Regions from separate parts of the Homo sapiens genome. Here regions 2, 3, 4 and 5 are each linked to region 1. The links are chromatin loops, found by intact Hi-C in ENCODE. Cell type or tissue: B cell. All regions are shown on one strand.

Region 1 (4,000 bases):
AGCCTGCCTCAGGCTCCCAAAGTGTTGGATTTACAGGTGTGAGCCACAACACCCAGTCTTAAAATAGGTATTAACTATCTTACTGAGTAACACACACCTGAACTAAAAGAAATCTCTTTAAAAATTTTACGCAAGTTTTATCCAAATAACTTAAAAATTCCATTGTCCCAAAAGACATTCCCGTTACATTTAACTGTTGTGTTCTTTTCAGAATATCTTAACAAAGAATACAGTTTACACGAATGGGATTGTGTATTGGCAAGCCTTCTGGGTTGGGAGGTAACTTAAATCACTAAAGGAGGTGTTCCTGAAAATAAATATTTCCAAAGTAGTCCTTATTTGTATCTGAGGACATTTTTACACTCAGGCCAATACACCATATTAAAATTTGGGAAGTGTGAGGGATTTGCCACACACAGCCTCCTACCCTTTTTTTGTAAGGGAAGTTTTAGAAAAAGAGTTCATTGGGGCCGGGCGCGGTGGCTCACACCTGTAATCCCAACATTTTGGGAGGCCGAGGCGGGTGAATCACGAGGTCAGGAGTTTGAGACCAGCCTGGCCAAGATGGTGAAACCCCGTCTCTACTAAAAAATACAAAAAATTAACCGAGCGTGGCAGCATGCGCCTCTAATCCCAGCTACTCCGGAGAATGAGGTAGGAGAATCGCTTGAACCCAGGAGGTGGAAGTTGCAGTGAGCCAAGATCGTGCCATTGCACTCCAGCCTGGGTGACGGAGCAAGACTCTGTCTCAAAAAAAAAAAAAAAAGTTCACTGGGAAGCTGAGGATCTGGAAATGTATTCATGTTAAGCTAGACGTGCAAGTGTATCCCTTGGAAGTCTACAACCCTGATTACTCCAGCTTGAAAACCACTGCTCCAGGGATATAGTTCTAACTCAGCAAAACATCCAAGGCCCTTTGTGATCTAACCCCTATTAACTTCACTCTTTCTATTTGTTACTGGATGGCTCCCTCCAAATCTAGCCCAGGTCTGTCAAACTGTTTCCAGTTCTCTTTTCAGGACTTGCTGTCCCTTTCCTAAAGCCACTGTGTATCTGGAATGTCCTCCCACCTCTCTATTCGCAGAAAACACTTGATAATTTTTCAAGGATTGATTCAGTCCAATATAAGTAGCTGCTAACTTTCTGAGCACAAAGTGGGTGGTTTAAATGCAAACAGTGTCTCAGTATTCAGTGCAAGAAACAGAAGGATGGGATGGAACACTGTCCCAAAGGGTCCCCCAAATGCTAAATCAACAGGTGCTGCAGTTAAAGAATAGGTGATTTGTAGTATCTGAGAAAGCAAAGAAGATTTCATCAAGGAAGGATTAAAATATTTCCGAGATCCAGAATGGGAATGTGAAGACCAGGAGGAATGGCAATAATGTCGTTTTCTAAGTAAGTCCGGATTAAGTATTTCCTGTTCTATCACAGCACACACCACAGTATGGCAAATGCTCGTTTACTTGATTAATAATCTCCTAGACTGTAAATTCCGTGAAAACATGCTTGTCCTATTAGCCACTCTATCCCCTCAATCCCTCCCATTGTACCCAGGCTCATTAAATATTTGTCAATGTTTACTAAAAATTGTTTAGTGAATGATTAAATAAAGGAATTGATGAATGAAGAATTAAATTCCACAGGATCTCAGATCCTGTTTGAATCTGTGGAGTTTAGGAACGTATTCTTCTACAGATACTGAGGATGGAGAAGTGAAAAAGCAGATATCCATGTTAAATTCGGCCCTGGAGCCTGCGAGGAGCTTGGGCTCACACCCAGAGGGAATTTAAACCTCAGCGCGGCAGGACAGAGGAAGCTCGGAGGCCATAACTAGGGGATGAGGCAGTGTTCGGGCACCCGGAGGCGAGGCCGACTAAGTTCGCGGGGCGTGGCGGAGAGGAGAAGGGCTCCGAGGAGGCGCGAAGTCCCGGCCGGGTAGGAGGCCGCGGCTCCCTGGCCTCCCGGGGGATGAGAGGTGGCGGGAGGAAGCGGGGCTAGGGTGAGAGTGGCCGGAGGGCTGGGGACCCGCGCGAAAGGACTCAGGTAGAGGGAGGTCGGGAGCGTGGGACCGGCGGAGTGTCTGGGGTCGGCTCCCCTGGCTCCGCAGCCGCACTCACCTAGGGGATCCAGCTTCGCCCCGGCTCGGCACCGGCTCCACGCTACTTCCTCCCTCGGCCTGCTGGGCTACCCGGCAGCCTCAGGCGCCCCTAGCAACCACGCACCGCCACGCGTGACAAGCGCACTCGGCCGCCAGCGCCGCTGCCGCCTGCCACACACCGCGCGCGCCCCCAGCGGACAGACCGAGAGTCTGGAAGAAGAGGGCGGGAGGCAAGCGCGGGGAATCTCGGGGGTTCTGGGGCCTGTAGGGGCGGGTCGTCACCTGACTCGCGCACGCGCAGTCCCTTCAGTGCGGTGGGATCCGGCGAGCGGAATTCTGGGAGATGTAGTCCCGTGGTTAAAGCTCTGAAAGGCTCCATTCGGAGCATCCAGGACTCTCTCTTTCTACTCTAATTCCACCTACTCCCTATGGACTGTTTTCTTTTTTAGAGACAGAATCTCGCTCTGTCGCCCAGGCTGGAGTGCAGCGACGTGATCATAGCTCACTGCGAACTTGAACTCCTGCTCAAGCGATCCGCCCGCCCCCAGCCTTCCGAGTAGCTGGGACTACAGGCACGCCACCATGCTGGGCTATTTTTAAATTTTTTTTCTCAGGACAGGGTCTCACTATGTTACCCAGACTGGTCTTAAACTCTTGGCCTCAAGTGATCCTCCTGCATCAGCCTCCTGGTCGCTGGGATTACAACGGGAGCCCCCACGCCTGGCCTGGACTCTTTGGCCTTGCCTCAATTGAAAATCAAAGGGCCCAGGCTCAGTTGAAGGATTTCTAGAAAAAGCCTTTGAGTTTGACCGCAGGAAAGGGGAGATTGCCCGATTCACTCTGCCTCCCTCTAACCCATCCTTCCCTAACCCCAACCCACCCAGCGGGGCAAAATTAAAACCACCTGCCTGCTTTATGGGCTTCAAGTGTGAACGTTAGGAAATACTGACTCAATTCCTTATCTCGTTAGCTCCCCAGGCAAGCCAGATCGCGCTCCTGCCTCAGATGTCCGTAGACCTGAGAGATTTGGAGATCTAAGAAAGCTGGAAGATGAAAGGATCTTTCCTAGGCAATTGGCTACAGAAATAAAGGGGACAAAGATAAAACTAATCTGATGAAAACAGTCTGGACCAGAGGAAGGATCTCAATAAATAACTTATTTAGTCAACAGTCGTTGATGGATGCTAAAAGTATTAGATAATTTATGGGAGAATTTTACACTGAAGGATGTACACTGAAGATAACCTACATGTACTAATCAATCTTAGATCACGAAACATGGGACAGCTGAGCATTGTTTCTTGATGTGATGCAATTGAACAGAAATATTTATGAAGTATAGCGTATTTTTGTAAAAAAAAAAGTTGAGTGACTCTAATCAAGTTTTGGCTGTAATTTCCAGTTAACAAGAAATAAAGAGAAACAACTGTATAACACTACAAGAAAGCAATCAAACAAATCCAGAATGTGAGCCAATGTACAGAATAAATGACCTCTTCTTCCTTCAACAATTTTAGGGTATAAAAATGAGGAGAGATGTTTTAGATTATAAGAGATTTAAGAAATATATTCAAATGTTGGCCAGGTACAGTGGCTCACACTTGTAATCCCAACACTCTGAGGATCACTTGAGGTCAGGAGTTCAAGACCAGCCTGGGCAACATGGTGAAACCCCGTCTCCAACAAAAAATACAAAAATTAGCCAGGCATGGTGGTGCACACCTGTAGCCCCCAGCTACTCAGGAGGCTGAGACAGGAGAATCGCTTGAACCCAGGAGACAGAAGTTGCAGTGAGCCAAGATTGTGCCACTGCATTCCACCCTGGGCAACAGAGCAAGACTCCCTCTTGAGAAAAAAAAAAGAAATATATTCAAATGCAATGAGTGCAGCTTGTTTGGATCC
Region 2 (4,000 bases), 300 kb after region 1:
GCTCTCCAGCCTGGGCAACAGAGCGAGACTCTGTCTCAAAAAAAAAAAAAAAATTTTTATATACATATGGATATTCTCAAATCACTTTCCAAGGAGGTTGCACCAGTTTACAGGCCTGTTTCCCTACATCCTCTGGAGTGATTGTGTGTGTGTGTGTGTGTGTTACAAGCAAACAGGGAATCTCTGCCCCACACCAGGCTCTAGTAGAGACATTTTCACATCTGACATCTCCAAAGCCAGAAGACATCACCTTCCTCCAACTCCTCCACTCCTGCCCCCAGGGCCAGCTAGCCACCTCTTCCTGCCAAGTTTATCTCCTATGTCACATCCATCCCTCCTTCCTTTCCTCTTTTTTGAGACAGTCTTGCTCTGTCGCCCAGGCTGGAGTACAGTGGTGTGATCTCGGCTCACTGCAAGCTCTGCCTCCCGGGTTCAAGTGGTTCTCCTGCCTCAGCCTCCTGAGTAGCTGGAATTACAGGCGCCTGCCACCACGGCAGGCTAATTTTTTTTTTTTTTGAATTTGTAGTAGAGATGGGGTTTCGCCATTTTGCCCAGGCTGGTTTTGAACTCCCGAGCTCAGGCAATCTGCCCGCCTCGGCCTCCCAAAGTGCTGGGATTACAGGTGTGAGCCACTGCACCCGGCCCCTTCCTTTCCTCTTTATTCTGCCTAAGTTCAGGTCTTCATCCTCCATGTTTGGGACCACGCCTGTGGTCTCCCAATAGGGTCTTGTATCCTTGTACGCCTAATTTAGCTTCCAACGTGCAGCTGCCAGGTTTCAGCACAGCTCACTCCTGCTCAGGGTTCCTCAAAGGCACCCTCTGCCTGCAAGAAAAAGGCTACTCCCAGCCAGGCGCGGTGGCTCACACCTGCAATCCCAGGACTTTCAGAGGCTGAGGTGGGAGGATCGCTTGAGCCTAGAAGTTCCAGACCAGCCTGGACAACATAGTAAGAACCCATCTCCACAAAAAAAAATTTAAAAATTAGCCAGGCGTGGTGGTGCATGCCTGTAGTCCCAAATACTCCTACAGGCTGAAGCGGGAGGATGGCCTGAGCCCAGGAGGTTGAGGCTGCAGTGAGCCATGATCATGCCTTTGCACATTAGCCTGGGAGACAGAGACCTCGTCTCAAAAAAAAAAAAAAAAAAAAAAAAGAAAAGAAAAAAAAGAAAAAAAGAAAGGCCACTCCCTTGGTCTGGCCATAGATCTGCATAATCTACCCCCTCCTGCATTCTGCGGCCTCATTTCCTCATTTCCAAACTCCTCTGAGCCTCGCTACTGCAGGGAGTGTTTTCCAATCCTCCAGGGCTGCCCAAGTAGGGCTAGGTGTCCCCTGTCCTCACCCGCCTTCCATGGTTCTCCCGTGCTGCATTTGCAGAATTGCAGTGACCATCTGTTCACGTTTCTTTCTCTCCACCCTAGGATGTGAGTTCCCTGAGAGCAGAGGCACAGCCTGGTCCTGGCACGGTGCCTGGCACACAGTACGCACCCGATACATGTGGTTGACTTGAACTTCATGTGGGTACAGGGTGTGTAGGTGGTGGTGGTGGGGAAGCCTCACTGTGGTCTCAAAGTCTGGAGCTCCTTTGCGTGTTTATCTGGCCTCTGCGATGCACATCTGGGAGGATCAGTGTTTGCATGGAGAGCAGGAAATAAGAGCAGGACCCGAGGATGAGGGCAGAGACCGGAGAGGACTGTGAATTTATATAGCCAAGGGCTCTTGTGGTCCAGCCCAGGCCAAAACTGAGACTAGGGTAACTGCAGGTTTTTCCAGGGTGCTTCTTGAATCTTTTTTACCAGAGAAAAGTAGTGGAAGGAGGACAAAGGGCGGCTTCACACAGCGCTGACTCCCCCTCACACAGACTTGGGGACCGATCAGCGTCTGGGGCACCAAGAGGCCGCCTGGGGGCTGGATTCAGGAGGTAAGGTGTTGAGCAGACACGATGGGGAGGTGGAGCTGGGGCGCAGGCACCAACACCTGAGAGGCATTTCCCCCTTCTTCCCTGGGTGTGTGCGGTGGGGGCTCCAGAAACGCCCGACCCCCGGGAAAGGGGTGAGTGAGGTGGGCCCCATCTTTCCAGCCCCCGGGGAGTTCCTGCGTCCGCGAGGACAGGGAGGCCTCTAGCGGCTGGCGTGGGAAGCAAGCAAAGGCTGGCTGGGGACGGCGGGAGGGCATTTCCTGCCGGCGCCTGGGGCCGCGCGGTTTCGCAAAGGAAGTGCCTCCCGGACGCGGGGCGGGGCGGGAAGTGGGGCGGGGGCGCGGCCAATGGCTGCTCAGAGGCCGCAGAGGGGCGGGGGGGGCCGAGCCCCGGCGCCGGCCCCACCCAGGCCGCCCGGCAGAGCCAGGCGCCGGAGCCCGCCGCACCCAGGCCAACAAGTTCTGCCGCTGGAGCCTCCACCCAGAGCCTCGCCCCGCTCCCCGCCTCTGCCTTCGGAGCCGCACAAGCCCCGCCCCTCTGCTCCAGGGCAGAGGCCACGCCCCCTCCCCCGCCGCATTCCAGGACTGCCCCTACCCAGGCCTTCGAATTTTGCTTTCCAGCTACTAGTATCCTGTCGTCTGTGTCCAGGCACTTAATTAGTCCTGCCAATAGGGCACATCTCCATTTTGCAGACCACATACCCGAGGCGGGAAGACGTAGACGAGCACAGCCTGGAGGCTCAAATTTGTGCTCTGACGCTGCCCTTCCCACCTGAAGTGTCGAGGGCCGGGCAGCCCCTCCCTCCACCAACAGCCCTCTAGGTGTGCTGAAGCGGGGGGGGGGGGGCCCACGGCAGCCGCAGGTGCAAGGCACACACCCCACTTGCTGAAGTCCCCCGCAATAACCACAGAAGCAGGATAGGGGTCTGGCTTTCTCTTTAGTTCTCATCACACTAGGGCTCTCAGTCACAGAGAAGGCACTTAAATGGGAAGGCCACCTGATGCAGGCCAACCATATTCACCCCCCGCCCACCCGCTCTGGGGGAGGGGAGCACAACGACATCACCACTTGACATCCCCCTTGGCACTGGTATGTGGGTCCCCTTAACCGTTAGACCCTGGGGAGAGCCCAAGGCCTTGACCTCCGGAATCGCCATGTTAGGAGGAGGGGCTTCAGAAACAGTTGGAAGGCAGGATATCCTGGGAGCTGCCCCCAGCCAGCAGGGGATCAGGCAGGGGGCTGTAGGAGATGGGTTGGCACAGGGGAAGGGGACAGCTTGGTCGGGCTTCCTGGAGATCCCCAAACCCCACAGAAGGTCCCACCTCCTACAGATCCCCCAAAGGCACCGGTGAAGGATGGGCAAGGAGGCACTGATGAGCTGGCGTAGAGACCCCCCACACACACTTAGCTGGTGGGCCTAGCATATGCTGGGCACAGAAGGTGCTCAAGAAATGTTTTTTTGAATGAATGAACGGAGCAAAGGGGTGTGAGGGACAGAGGACAGGGCCTGGGCCCCTTGGCCCAGCTTGTTCCATTCAGAAAATAGCAGTTTAAAAAATGTAAAAATCCTTTCCCTCCCTCCCCCCAACTTCTGGGCCCAGGAAAGGGGCAAGGGAGGGGTGTCTCTACCCTGACCCTTCCCTCTCTCCTTCCCCTAAAAATCTATATACACATGTACATATTTATATGGCACCACAAGGGGGGTCCTGCCTATGCCCCCACGCTCAGAGCTGGGGGAGCCAAGCCCCGGGGCTGGTTAAGGCAGAAGTCTGAGGTCATTGCTTGGATGATGCAGGGAGCAGCCCTCAGCTGTCGGCCCTGGAGAAGCTGCACTGTGGGGCCTGAAGGACAGACTCCTGCTGCCTTCCCCAGTGGTAACAGACCTCCCCTCCCTCCAAGGCAGAGGCAAAGGTTGGTAGGGGCCCTCTCAGTCCCAAGGGAGGAGGTGGGGCAGGGGGAGGGGCTGGTTCTCCCCTCCCAGCCTAGAGCTGTGCCCCTGGGAAAGCTGGGCGGGGAAGAGGGGGCTCTATGCAAGGCACTTGATGTCCACCGTTCCCAGACTGGGGGTCCAAGGCAGGAACCCT
Region 3 (4,000 bases), 190 kb before region 1:
TCATTTGTAGGAAATATATATTAAAATATTAGGGAGTCACCGGGCTCGGTGGCTCACGCTTGTAATCCCAGCACTTTGGGAGGCCGAAGTGGGTGGATCACGAGGTCAGGAGATCGAGACCATCCTGGCTAACACGGTGAAACCCCGTCTCTACTAAAAACATTAAAAAAAATTAGCTGGGCGTGGTGGCGGGTGCCTGTAGTCCCGGCTACTCAGGAGGTTGAGGCAGGAGAATGGCGTGAACCCGGGAGGTGGAGCTTGCAGTGAGCCGAGATCGCACCACTGCACTCTAGCCTGGGAGACAGAGAGAGACTCCGTCTCAAATAAAATAAAATAAAATAAAAATAATAAAATAAAATAAAATAATATAAAATAAAATAAAATATTAGGGAGTAATGAGGCATCATGGAGGCAACTTACTCATAAGTGGTTCAGGAAAGGGGGAAATTCTTTGTATATCATTGTAACTTTTCTATACCGTTGAAATTATTTCAAAAGAAAAAGACAAGGAAGGAGTGAATGAAATCCCTGAGGCAGTGGAGAATGAGAGGAGGTTGAGGCAGTGCAATATCAACCACTGACACCAAAGGGTTCCATATGTGTAAGGAGAGGGCAGCTAATAATGTGTAATATTGCAAAAAGACAGAAGAGAATTTTTAAAAAGGTATTAAACTATTTACAAATTTTCTACATTATTAATCATGGCAGCATCTTCATACATGTGCAATGCAATGGAAAATAAACCCATTATTCATTCACAGACAATACTGAATGTGCATATGGATTTGGCTTCCGCATGGAAGCAATTAACAACTTCTTGACTTCCCTGGGCCCTGGGATTCAGAGATTGGAAACCTGTTCTCACTACAAACCATTACAGTTTTAAAAAGAAAATCACAATGACATAATTATATTAGCTCTTGTCAGGAGGCCAGGTCCCCCAATTCCTAGTTTTAAACGGGATCTTTTAAAAAATTTAGTGTATTCTGGCCAGGGGCAGTGGCTCAGTCTCTGTAACCCCAACACTTTGGGAATTGGAGGCGGGAGGATAACTTGAGCCCAGGAGTTCAGAGACCAGCTTAAAATACAAAGCGAGACTCCGCCTCTAAAAGAAAAAAAAAGACGGTCGTGGTGGCATGCGCCTGTAGTCCTGTAGTCCCAACTACTCGGGAGGCTGAGGTGGGAGAATCGCTTGAGCTCTGGATGTCGAGGCTGCAGCAAGCCTTGATTGCACCACTGCACTCCAGCCTGGGCGGCAGGGCGAGACCCTGTCCCAAACAAAATTACATAAATTGAGTTAAATAAAATTTAGTGCAATCTAATGATATAATTTGATGCTCACATTTTGGGAGAAAATAATCTGTATATAGAATTATTAATGTGCCCAAGTAACACACGTTCCTTATAGACAAATGGAAAATGCAGATAGAGAACAAATTTTAAGCCACCTATACACCCACCATCCAAAAATAATTTGTTAGCATTTTGATGTCTATTTGAGACTTCTAAAATGCAAATCGCATGTATAATTTTTTGCCGTTAAAGAGGGACCCTGCCTTGTGCTATTTTGTGTCTTGCATCTTCTCCTCCACCCCCCATCCATTTAGAGCAAACACGGTCTCAGGAACTAAATATATTTCAAACGCCTCATTTTTAAGGACGCGGCGAGGAATTCCATTGAGCAAATGGGCGGTGACTTATGTAATCATGTTCCTATTTAAGGACTTTTACGTTGGGCGCGGAGAGATAGTGCCGCAGAACCTGCGGGACGAAGCTGAGACAACTGGAAAAATGGGAGGTTGGTGGACAGCTAGCTAGGTCGCTGAGCTGGGTTTTAAGCACACAGGGACGGAGGAAAGAGGGCCAGCAAGGCCGCGGCCGGCGGAAAGCAATGGGCCCGTGAAGTCGGATTTGGGCGCCGTGCGAGGCAGAGGGCGGGTGGTTCCCAAGTCAAAGGGCAGCGGATGAGTTGAACCCGAGACCCACCCAATTAACTGGGGCTACGCGCCCCAAGGCCCGAAAGCTGATGCGCCGCCGCCTCTCACCAACAGAGGGCGCTGTGTCCTCAGCAGTTCGCGGTGGGCGGCTCCCAGCTGCTGGCCAGATGTAGACAGCTGGACCGCGGGAGGCGCGAAGCCCTACCCGAGCCCCTGCAGACCCGCAGGCGGAGGAGGGATGGGCGAAGAAGGGACGGCAGGGGGCAAGGGTGGTGGCAGAGCACTCCACTGTCGCTGCTCTGCAGACTCCCGGATTGCCTTCCCCTGTAGGGCAGAAGAGGGGCGCCTCCCACCCAGGCGGGACGTTTTCTGATACCCACCAAAGTGCAGTCTGGGCTGCCCGCGGCCCTAGGCTGCCTCAGCATGACCGAGAGGGGTCCACAGGGCGGGGCGCAGGGCCAGGAGAGACCCACGCGGCAGTCTGCAGCCGGAAAGAGAGCTGGACTTTAAGGCCTTGAACTTGTGGAGAATCCAGCCCTTAACTCCAGATGTTCTAACATCCACACATACACACAGACCGTTTCTGAGCTCTTTCTGCTCTGGGTGCGGTGTGCAGTGGAGGAGTGAGAAACTGAGGCACAGCAGGATGGAGTACTGAGCAGACCCCTTCTCCCCATATTGTTTGGGGCGGAGAAGCTGCGCTAGAATCAGAAGCTCCAGTGAAGGACCCCGGGGCCAGGGACAACCCCAGGGACCCTGCCCCCTTGACCTGCCCGCTGTCCCCACCCCTGGCCGCTCCCCAGGCTCCGGTAGGGGTAATCAGCTGCTGCGTGCTGCTGCAATTGGCGGCGCAGACCCGGCCTGGCGGAGGACGGGCGGGCGGCGCAGGGGCGGGCGAGGGGCTTAATTGCAGGGCTTTGGCCAGCAGTCTGGGCTGCAACTCCACTGGGGGGAAGGGAGCGGGCCCCTTAGCTCTTCAGGCCCGGCTTTGGAGGAAGCCAAAGGCCTTTGGGTAGGTAGCCGGGGATCCCTTCCCCGGAAACTGGGGTTTCGTGGGTTGGGGGGAGGTTGAACCCCAGCGAGGGTGAAAGGAGGAGGAGCGGGATGCCTCGGGAGAGCTGCGGGGGTGGTGGGGGCAGATTCCAAACTCCCCACCCAAACCCCAGAAGCCCTGGTTAGTCTAGTCCGAGACTCCTCCCTCATTCTGACCCCCCTCCCCTTTCTGCTGCCTCGGTTACCCCCCTTCTTGTATCCCCAGGGCGCTCCCACCCTGGGGAAGAATGTGCCCTCCTTGCGCACCCTTGCCATGGTAACGGCACACCCCCACCCCCGCGCACCGCAGCGGCCCGGCCTGGCCCCGCGGGCGGCGAGAAAAGGTGGGGGGGCGGGCGCCTCCCAGCCCCGAGGACACACCTCGGCTGCCCTGGTTACCACAGTAACCGGGGGCATTCCAAAGTGCGCAGCCGCGAAGTGGCAAAGGGCTTCCTCACCATCCTATACCTCCCAACCCACCAGCAGGGGTTAGCCGCTCCAGGGAGAGACCTCCTATGCGCCAACCCTAACTTCAAGGACAAGGTCCAGAGAGGAATCATGGGATGTCCCAGCTTCCATACACCGCGAGCCTAGGGAGCAAAAGCATCTGGGGCCCCTGAAAGCCTGGCACCTGAAAAGGGATACCCCAGTCGCCAGCTTGTCCTCCTCCCCAACCGGAGCCCGAGGGAGGCGCTGGCAGCAGGAAGCCGGGGAAGGGCCCGGAGGAGCGCAGGCCCCACAGCCGAGCGGTGATTACAGGGACCTGTCCCTCCCGCCCCCAGCTCTCACTCTCATTAAGTCATTTTTTCCCCTGTTGGAAAGTCCCTGTGCCTTGAGGGCAGGGGCTGGGGCGACCGCAGGCAGCTGCCGGCAACCACATGAGAAGTGGGGGGAGGAGGAGAGAAGGGGGCTGTGACTAGAGCCTGGCCACACTCCAACGTGGAAGGCCCCCTGCCAGGGGCTAGCTGGGGGCACATTAATTTGGGGGAAGTAGGGGGAGCTCCGGGATGACCCTGACCTTGTTTCTCACC
Region 4 (4,000 bases), 170 kb before region 1:
AGATGTCCTTATTCCCCATCACGCGCTCACACTAGCATTTCCCACGCTTGATGCAGCACAAGTGTCCCCTGGGGTGGGCCATTGTGGGAATGCGGATTCCAGGCCCCATGAAGTTGAATCAGCCTTTCCAGGGAAAGGCCTGGGTGTCTGTCTTTCTAGCTAGCATCCCCAGTGATTCTGGTGGGGACTCCTTTTGGGAAACGCTGCTGACCTGGTTGAGGAGCTGATTTAGTTTCCTTTGGCATCTCTCTGATGAGGGGGTCTCTTTTCTTCCCCACCTCCACTGTCTGTGAAATACAGAGGTGCAAAGGAGACCGAGAAAACCCTTTCTTAAAAAAAAACAAAAAAGCCTCCGGAGGCAAATAGTGATACTGAGGCTTGCACTCAGGCGTGGCTCTGCCCTGGTGTCAGGAGGGTCTAGGAGTGCCCAAGTCAGAGCACTTCTCAGTGAAGGGAGGGGAGAGTCTGTGTTGGTCCAGAGCCTTGGCATGTATGTAGGTGAGGCCCAGAGACTGTCTGCCCCTGGGGTCCCAGCCCCAAATGACCCACACCATGGCCAAGCCCCTATCAGCACCCCCTAGTCCCCACCCTGGCCCTGCCCTGGGCCCTGGCCCTCAGCCCAGCCCCAGCCCCCGCAGCCGCCGCCTAAGACCACAATTACAGGGGCCACTGGGGGGCGGGGGAGCACTGGGGATGAAAGGCAGCTTGGAGAATGGTTCCAGCTGTGGCAGCTCTGGAGAAGGTCACAGGGAGGAAGGGCCGGGGAAGCATGGGGGTGAGAACAGGTGGGACCCTCACAGCCCCAGCCTAGCCCAGTCCAGCCCCAGCCCAGTCCTGGTGCCCAGCTGGAGAAGTTTGTCTTGCTGAAGAAGAACGCCAAGGAGCCACAGACCAATAAGGAGGCTCTTCATTCCATTGTCCAGGCCTCAGAGGCCACCAACCCTCAGCAAGGTAAGGGGGAATGGCTTGCTGCTGCAGTCTCCCCAAACTCCCAATGTGTTTGGTCATTGAAAGGGAAGGGAATTGTTCCCCGAGCCCGTGGCCTCAGGCTGATCCTAGGCCTTCCACTCGGCCTCCTCACCCATCTGCCTGTGTTCCGCCTGTTCCTGATGTGGTCACACACACATCTGGGGTGCCTCTTTGCACTTCCCCCATCTCCCCAGTTCCACATGTCCCCTGCCATTCAGCCAGCAGGGGACTTTGATGGCTCAGACTGCCTGAGGCTGAGCAGCTGGATGAGCAGGGGTGGGTGGTGGTGGGAACTCTACTTCCGGCCCCTTCCCAGGCAGCAGGGCAACAGCACAGATCTATCTCTGGGCTCAAAGAAGATAAGGCTAGAAGTCCCAATGGTGCCTTCTGGTAATCACTCCCACCCTTCATAGAAGGCAGTGCCCAGACGCCTTCAGGGCTTGGTAACAGAAGATGGACCAGTAACATGTGGCCAGCAGTTTAAAGATGGAAGTGCATTCTCACAATGTGCTAAAAAGCAATCAGGGACCCCTATTAGGTGATAGGAAGTGCTCAGATAGGTTAACTGACTTGACCAAGGTCAAGCTAGCAAACAAGGCATTTTTCATTGTACCATACAACTTCCTCTGAATTCCTTTTAACCTGCCTAGAATGGTGCCAGTTCATGCCACTTCCCCAGCTTCCCTCCCTGGCATTGTGGAGGAAGATGTCCAGCATCTTCCACCCTATCTCACCCCCTGCAGGACCCAGCAGTGGTAGAGTCTGGGAGGCTGGCATCCCAGCCCTAGGTCTGGGCCAGCCCAGACGTCCCAGACAGTCTGGAACCCTAGAAGCTTGACCCAAGCTGTCTGTAGGTCTCCTTGCTTCCTTTCAGTCCTATCCTCTCCTGCCCACCACTCTCTGAGTTTCCCAGATGTCCTGCAGGTCCTGTCTGTCGCTCCCTGTTAATAGAGAAGCTGGGCTCCGCATGCCCTCTGGTGGTCTCTGAGAGAAGTGCAGGAGTTTGGGTTTTGGGCTTGTTTGGTTTTTTTGTTTGTTTGAAGATAAGAGCAGAGCTTTGGGGAAGGCAGATCTGTGAATATAAACCTTGCCCTCAGGGAGCTTCATTTCTCCTCTATGTGGACCATAATGTATTTCCACTGTCTCCTTTGGTAAGTTAACAGAGTTTCCTTTGGTCAAGGAGTTCTAAGTCCAAATTCTCCATGACTTCCCTGAGGCCCAGACATTTGACCCAAGGGAGCCAAGAGGAGGCAGAAAGGAAAACCCTGGTGCCTCAACCTTCCCACTGCAGCCTGACACCCCTCCCCACCATGAGCCTTGAGGATTGAAGCAGGCTAGGTCACCGAGTGAATGCAGGGGCATTGCGGGGGAAGGACAGGGGTCCTGGAAGCCACGGTGAGGGTCTGTCACATCCAGAACGAGCTCCCTTTCCTTCTGTTTCATTTGAAGGACTGTGCTTTGCTCCCTGTGCCTGCCCCACCCCCCTGTGGTTCTAGAGAGGCTGTCAATCCCAGGCATGGTAGTACATCTCCCTAGACACCATTATTGGTTCAGGAATAGGCAAATGACCAAGCTGAACTAAGCAAGGTCTTCCTTGGGACTTCTGTTGGAGACAACTGGGAAAGTCATTCTTCTGCTTTTGGATCTAAGACTGCATATAGAGCTGTCATGGAGAAAGTCTGCAGGAGGAGATAATGAGGACAGTATGCCAAGAGAGGCAGAGATAAGCAGAAACAATAGATGCAGAGGCGAGGGAGAGGGAAGGAGATGAGAAAGAAGCCTGTGACACCACGTGAGCCCCTGGGTTCAGCTGTACCTGAATTCAGACTAACCTCTGGACTTCCCTGGTATAAAAGCCATTCATTATTTCTGTTTGGCCTCAGCTAAAAGTCAGGTATCTTCATTTGCAATCAGGGCCTGCCCAATATCTGCAAAGCATCATATGTCTGTCCCCATTCTCACAGTAACTATCATTTACTAAACATATGTTTGACAAATTATGTGTCACAAGCTATGCTAAAGGCTTTCATATCTCAAAAAAAAATTCTCCCAACAATCCTGTGAGGGTGTGGGACAGATTATGATGGCTGCAAATTATTTGCCACTCCTCCCATTGAGAGGTGGAATTAATTTTCCCTCCCTTTGAATTTTGCCTGGCTCTGTGAACTGTTTTGACCAATACACAGTTACAGTGATGCTATGTAACTTCCAAAGCTGGACTTGAGAAGATACTTACAGCTTCTGCCTTCAAGTTTGGTACACTTTCCTTTGAAAGTCAGTTTTGGCCGGGCGCGGTGGCTCACGCCTGTAATCCCAGCACTTTGGGAGGCCAAGGCAGGCGGATCACGAGGTCAGGAGATCAAGACCGTCTTGGCTAACACGGTGAAACCCCATCTCTACTAAAAATACAAAAAAACGTATCCAAGTGTGGTGGTGGGCGCCTGTAGTCCCAGCTACTTGGGAGGCTGAGGCAGGAGAATGGCATGAACCCAGGAGGCAGAACTTGCAGTGAGCTGAGATCACGTCACTGCACTCCAGCCTGGGCAACAGAGCGAGACTCCATCTCAAAAAAAAAAAAAAAAAAAAAAAAAAAAAAAAAAAAAAAAAAAAAAAGAAAGTCAGTCTTATGTAAGAAGTCTGACTATCCTAAGGCTAACATGCAGCGAGGAAGCCCAGGTTAGCCACATGGAGAGAATGAGAGCACAAGAGAAGCTCTGTGCCCTAGACATGTGAGTGGGGGCTTCTTGGACTGTCCAGCACAGCACAGTGGAGACTCCAGCAGAATGCAGCCATGTGAACCCAAGCCAATGGTTCTGCTATATAGAGCAGACCTACCAAGCTGAGTTCTGACCAATCATGACCTCAAAAATCCTGAGAAGTGATTACTTTGGGGTTGTTTGTTATGTAGCAATGGATAACTGAAACAGAGCGAAATCCCTTTGTATAAAGAAAATGAGGCTAATTTGGCCTCTGTTGTAAAGTTCTAAGCAGCAGCACCAACTGCAAACCCAGAGTGTCTGACCCCAAAGCT
Region 5 (4,000 bases), 140 kb before region 1:
CTATGATCAGACCACTGCACTACAGCCTGGATGACAAAGTGAAGCACTATCTCAAAAAATAAAATAGGGCCAGGCGCAGTGGCTCACACCTGTAATCCCAGCACTTTGGGAGGCAGAGGCGGGTGGATCACCTGAGGTCAGGAGTTCAAGACTAGCCTGGCCAACATGGTGAAACCCCGTCTCTACTAAAAATACAAAAATTGGCAGGTGGATCACCTGAGGTCAGGAGTTCGAGACCAGCCTGATCAACATGGTGAGATCCTGTCTCTACTAAAAATGCAAAAATTAGCCAGGCATGGCGGCACACGCCTATAATCTCAGCTACTCAGGAAGCTGAGACAGGAGAATCGTCTGAACCTGGGAGGCAGAGGTTGCAGTGAGCCGAGATCGCGCCATTGCACTCCAGCCTGGGCAACAAAAATGAAACTCTGTCTCAGGACACACACACACACACACACACACACACACACACACTAGCTGGGTGTGGTGGTGGGCACCTGTAGTTGCAGCTACTCAGGAGGCTGAGATAGGAGAATTGCTTGAACACAGGAGGCGGAGGTTGCAGTGAACCGAGATTGTACCATTGCACTCCAGCCTGGGCGACAGAGTGAGACTCCGTCTCAGAAAAAATAAATAAAAATAAAATAAAATAATTATAGTAGTGCAGGTGGTACACAGATATGGCAAAAATACATAAAAGGGCCTATGAATAACTGCATTTGGGGACGCGCAGCCTATGCCGAGGGCTATTAAACCTATCCATGTGCAGAGGGGAGGAATGAAGCATCCCAGAGGGAGCAGCAGGACCCACTGCTTCTGAGCAGAGCAAAGGACGAGTTCAGCTGAGCATTTACTTCTCCAGTCCAGGGGTTTCCGCCTGAATAGGTAGAAAGGCATACCGCCCCAGTGGATGACATCTCTGTGCCTTCTCCATTCCTTCCAACAATGGTGTGCTGGAAGCAGTGCTGGAAGAAGGGTCAGAAGGTCCAAATCCTGATCCTAGGAGATGATTTGCTTCGAATGGTTGTTGTTGTTGCTATCATTGTCGTTGTTGTTTGAGACAGGGTCTTACTCTGTCGCTCAGGCTGGAGTGCAGTGGTGCAATCCTGGCTGACTGCAACCTCCACCTCCTGGGCTCAAGCCGTCCTCCCACCTCAGCCTTCCGAGTAGCTGGGGCTACAGGCGCGCTAACTTATTTATTTATTTTAGAAATGGGGTTTCACTATGTTGCCCAGGCTGATCACGAACTCCTGAGCTCAAGGGATCCGCCTGCTTCGGCCTCCCAAAGTGCTGGGATTACAGGCCTGAGCCATTGCGCCCAGCCAATTTTTGTATTTTTAGTAGAGACGGGGTTTCACCATATTGGCCAGGCTGGTCTTGAACTCCTGACCTCAGGTGATCCACCCGCCTCTGCCTCCCAAAGTGCTGGGATTACAGGCGTGAGCCACCGCTCCCGGCCTGCTTTGAGTTCTTGACCAAATCACTTCCCCACTTGCTGTCTCAGTTTCCCCATATGGCAGTGAAGAGCGGGAATGGTTGAGTGTAGTTCCCACCGTCTTTTAAGGATTGTCGTGAATCATCGAAGCCAGCAGAGGGCGCCAGAGCCTAAGGAGCAGATTTGAGTCACTCTTCAGCCCTTCCAGCGGAGGGCGGAAAAGAGCTGAGATGAGACAGGAAAAGTGAGCATCAGACTGAGGTCCCCCAGGGCCTGACTGCAGGGACAGCGCTGCTCAGAAGAGTTCGGCTTGGGGACAGGGCAAGGAGCCGGGTCCCAGGCCTCGTTTAGGGCAAAGCATTTTACCTCTCTGGGCTAGTAGCAATTACAGCCTAAACCCTTGGTATTTAAAAAGTAACATTCCATTCCAGCACCATCTTCCCTTGGGGACTCTAGGGTGCGGGAGAGGGGGCTTCTGGGGATAGGGGAGTGGGGGGAGAGCTTAAGATGAGACTTTGCCTTTCACTCTTTCTCTTTCTGCTTACAAAAGTGTTTTTAAATGCCTCTTGGGGAAAAGACATCTGGCATCATGCAAAACTATCCAATTTTACAGAAGACCCAAATGCATCATTTTTACTTCTAAGTTCAAAATGAATTTGTAATTTCACAATGTTTTTTTTTGTTTGTTTGTTTTTTTGCACCGCCCTTAATCCATTTAACCCTGAGTGGACACAGCACATGTTTCAGGGAGCACAGGGTTGGGGGTAAGGTCACAGATCAACAGGATCCCAAGGCAGAGGAATTTTTCTTAGTGCAGAACAAAATGAAAAGTCTCCCATGTCCACTTCCTTCTACACAGACACGGCAACCATCCGATTTCTCAATCCCTTCCCCACCTTTCCCGCCCCTCCATTCCACAAAGCCGCCATTGTCATCCTGGCCCGCTCTCAATGAGCCGTTGGGCACACCTCCCAGACGGGGTGGTGGCCGGGCAGAGGGGCTCCTCACCTCCCAGTAGGGGCGGCCGGGCAGAGGCGCCCCTCACCTCCCGGACGGGGCGGCTGGCCGGGCGGGCGGGCTGACCCCCCCCATCTCCCTCCCGGACAGGGCGGCTGGCCGGGCGGGGGGCCGACACCCCCACCTCCCTCCCGGACGGGGCGGCTGGCCGGGCGGGGGGCGACACCCCCACCTCCCTCCCGGATGGGCGGCTGGCCGGGCGGGGGGCGACCCCCCACCTCCCTCCCGGACGGGGTGGCTGCCGGGCGGAGACGCTCCTCACTTCCCAGATGGGGTGGCTGCCGGGCGGAGAGGCTCCTCACTTCTCAGACGGGGCAGCTGCCGGGCGGAGGGGCTCCTCACTTCTCAGACGGGGCGGTTGCCAGGCAGAGGGTCTCCTCACTTCTCAGACGGGGCAGCCGGGCAGAGACGCTCCTCACCTCCCAGACGGGGTCTCGGCCGGGCAGAGGCGCTCCTCACATCCCAGATGGGGTGGCGGGGCAGAGGCACTCCCCACATCTCAGACGATGGGCGGCCGGGCAGAGACGCTCCTCACTTCCTAGATGTGATGGCGGCTGGGAAGAGGCGCTCCTCACTTCCTAGATGGGATGGCGGCCGGGTGGAGACGCTCCTCACTTTCCAGACTGGGCAGCCAGGCAGAGGGGCTCCTCACATCCCAGATGATGGGCGGCCAGGCAGAGACACTCCTCACTTCCCAGACGGGGTGGCGGCCGGGCAGAGGCTGCAATCTCGGCACTTTGGGAGGCCAAGGCAGGCGGCTGGGAGGTGTAGGTTGTAGCGAGCCGAGATCACGCCACTGCACTCCAGCCTGGGCACCATTGAGCACTGAGTGAACGAGACTCCGTCTGCAATCCCGGCACCTCGGGAGGCCGAGGTTGGCGGATCACTCGCGGTTAGGGGCTGGAGACCGGCCAGGCCAACACAGCGAAACCCCGTCTCCACCAAAACCAGTCAGGCGTGGCGGCACGTGCCTGCAATCGCAGGCATTGGGCAGACTGAGGCAGGAGAATCAGGCAGAGAGGTTGCAGTGAGCCGAGATGGCAGCAGTACAGTCCAGCTTCGGCTCCGCATGAGAGGGAGACTGTGGGGAGAGGGAGAGGGAGAGGGAGAGGGAGAGGGAGAGGGAGAGGGACTTCTCTTGAATGTCTTCACAATGTTTAAACAACACTGCCTGTTAGGGCATTATTGGTACTAGCAAAACAGACAAAATTTTTTCAGAAAGCTAGAGGCAACCCGAATGCCCATCAATAGATAAATAATTACACATATCATAGCAAATACCGTAAATTGGCACATATAATGACACAGTGAAGACATGCTGTTCATGAGGAAACACGAACAGCATATCCAGGATAAATCCTATAAATGGGTACTTTTCTGGAAGAAAACATAAGAAACTGTTACAGATTACCTTGGGACTCTGAGAAAGTGGAGATTTATTCTTCAATTTTACACCTGTCTACATTGATTTGGAATTTTCTAACAATGTGCTATTACTTTTGAACGGTGAAAAAGAATTATCTGGTGGAAAGATTGTGGACCACGTTT

Evidence for each region. Hi-C counts contacts between places; a loop is a spot of excess contacts. Peaks named below come from ENCODE experiments on the same cell type or tissue, not always from the same donor. Only the 100,000 strongest peaks of a DNase experiment are listed, where the experiment ranks them.
Region 2: a loop joins it to region 1, with 18 times the contacts of the local background. A loop is called at or near these places in 6 of 110 quality-filtered maps.
Region 3: it touches region 1 in a loop (5-fold over the local background); 9 of 110 quality-filtered maps call a loop at or near these places.
Region 4: a loop joins it to region 1, with 3.0 times the contacts of the local background. A loop is called at or near these places in 2 of 110 quality-filtered maps.
Region 5: it touches region 1 in a loop (7-fold over the local background); 93 of 110 quality-filtered maps call a loop at or near these places.

What each region holds. Positions count from the first base shown.
Region 1 is chr2:218,709,155-218,713,154 of GRCh38, reverse strand. It overlaps TTLL4 (tubulin tyrosine ligase like 4), which reads right to left and starts at 2,320. Exons shown (of 20, transcript NM_014640.5): 1 at 2,118-2,320. It overlaps LOC124907983 (a long non-coding RNA gene), which reads left to right and starts at 1,671. Exons shown (of 2, transcript XR_007088089.1): 1 at 1,671-1,935; 2 at 3,069-3,553. RefSeq lists silencers at 1,929-1,978, 1,989-2,038 and an enhancer at 2,419-2,518. In B cell, a CTCF peak has its summit at 2,275; a DNase peak (open chromatin) is centred at 2,294; H3K4me3 peaks cover 1,458 bases; H3K27ac peaks cover 1,198 bases.
Region 2 is chr2:218,404,776-218,408,775 of GRCh38, reverse strand. CTDSP1 (CTD small phosphatase 1) reads right to left here. Exons shown (of 7, transcript NM_021198.3): 7 at 2,835-4,000. Among named protein-coding and RNA genes, the nearest start is that of MIR26B, 4.1 kb to the right of the region's middle. RefSeq lists enhancers at 1,708-1,857, 1,888-2,097 and a silencer at 2,208-2,587. In B cell, CTCF peaks have their summits at 1,908 and 2,110; DNase peaks (open chromatin) are centred at 2,185 and 3,945; H3K4me3 peaks cover 1,779 bases; H3K27ac peaks cover 2,466 bases.
Region 3 is chr2:218,896,459-218,900,458 of GRCh38, reverse strand. It overlaps LOC105373882 (a long non-coding RNA gene), which reads left to right and starts at 3,434. Exons shown (of 3, transcript XR_923916.3): 1 at 3,434-3,718. RefSeq lists silencers at 2,717-2,836, 3,127-3,396 and an enhancer at 3,657-4,000. In B cell, CTCF peaks have their summits at 1,836 and 2,036 (motif pointing right); DNase peaks (open chromatin) are centred at 2,068, 3,358 and 3,738; H3K4me3 peaks cover 1,687 bases; H3K27ac peaks cover 1,567 bases; H3K27me3 peaks cover 770 bases.
Region 4 is chr2:218,874,742-218,878,741 of GRCh38, reverse strand. It overlaps a transcript of WNT10A not described here. Among named protein-coding and RNA genes, the nearest start is that of WNT10A, 4.1 kb to the left of the region's middle. In B cell, CTCF peaks have their summits at 1,713 and 1,915 (motif pointing left); DNase peaks (open chromatin) are centred at 1,141, 1,921 and 3,752; H3K27me3 peaks cover 1,703 bases.
Region 5 is chr2:218,845,477-218,849,476 of GRCh38, reverse strand. No RefSeq gene overlaps it. Among named protein-coding and RNA genes, the nearest start is that of WNT6, 12 kb to the left of the region's middle. In B cell, CTCF peaks have their summits at 1,406 and 1,605 (motif pointing right); a DNase peak (open chromatin) is centred at 1,626; H3K27me3 peaks cover 1,200 bases.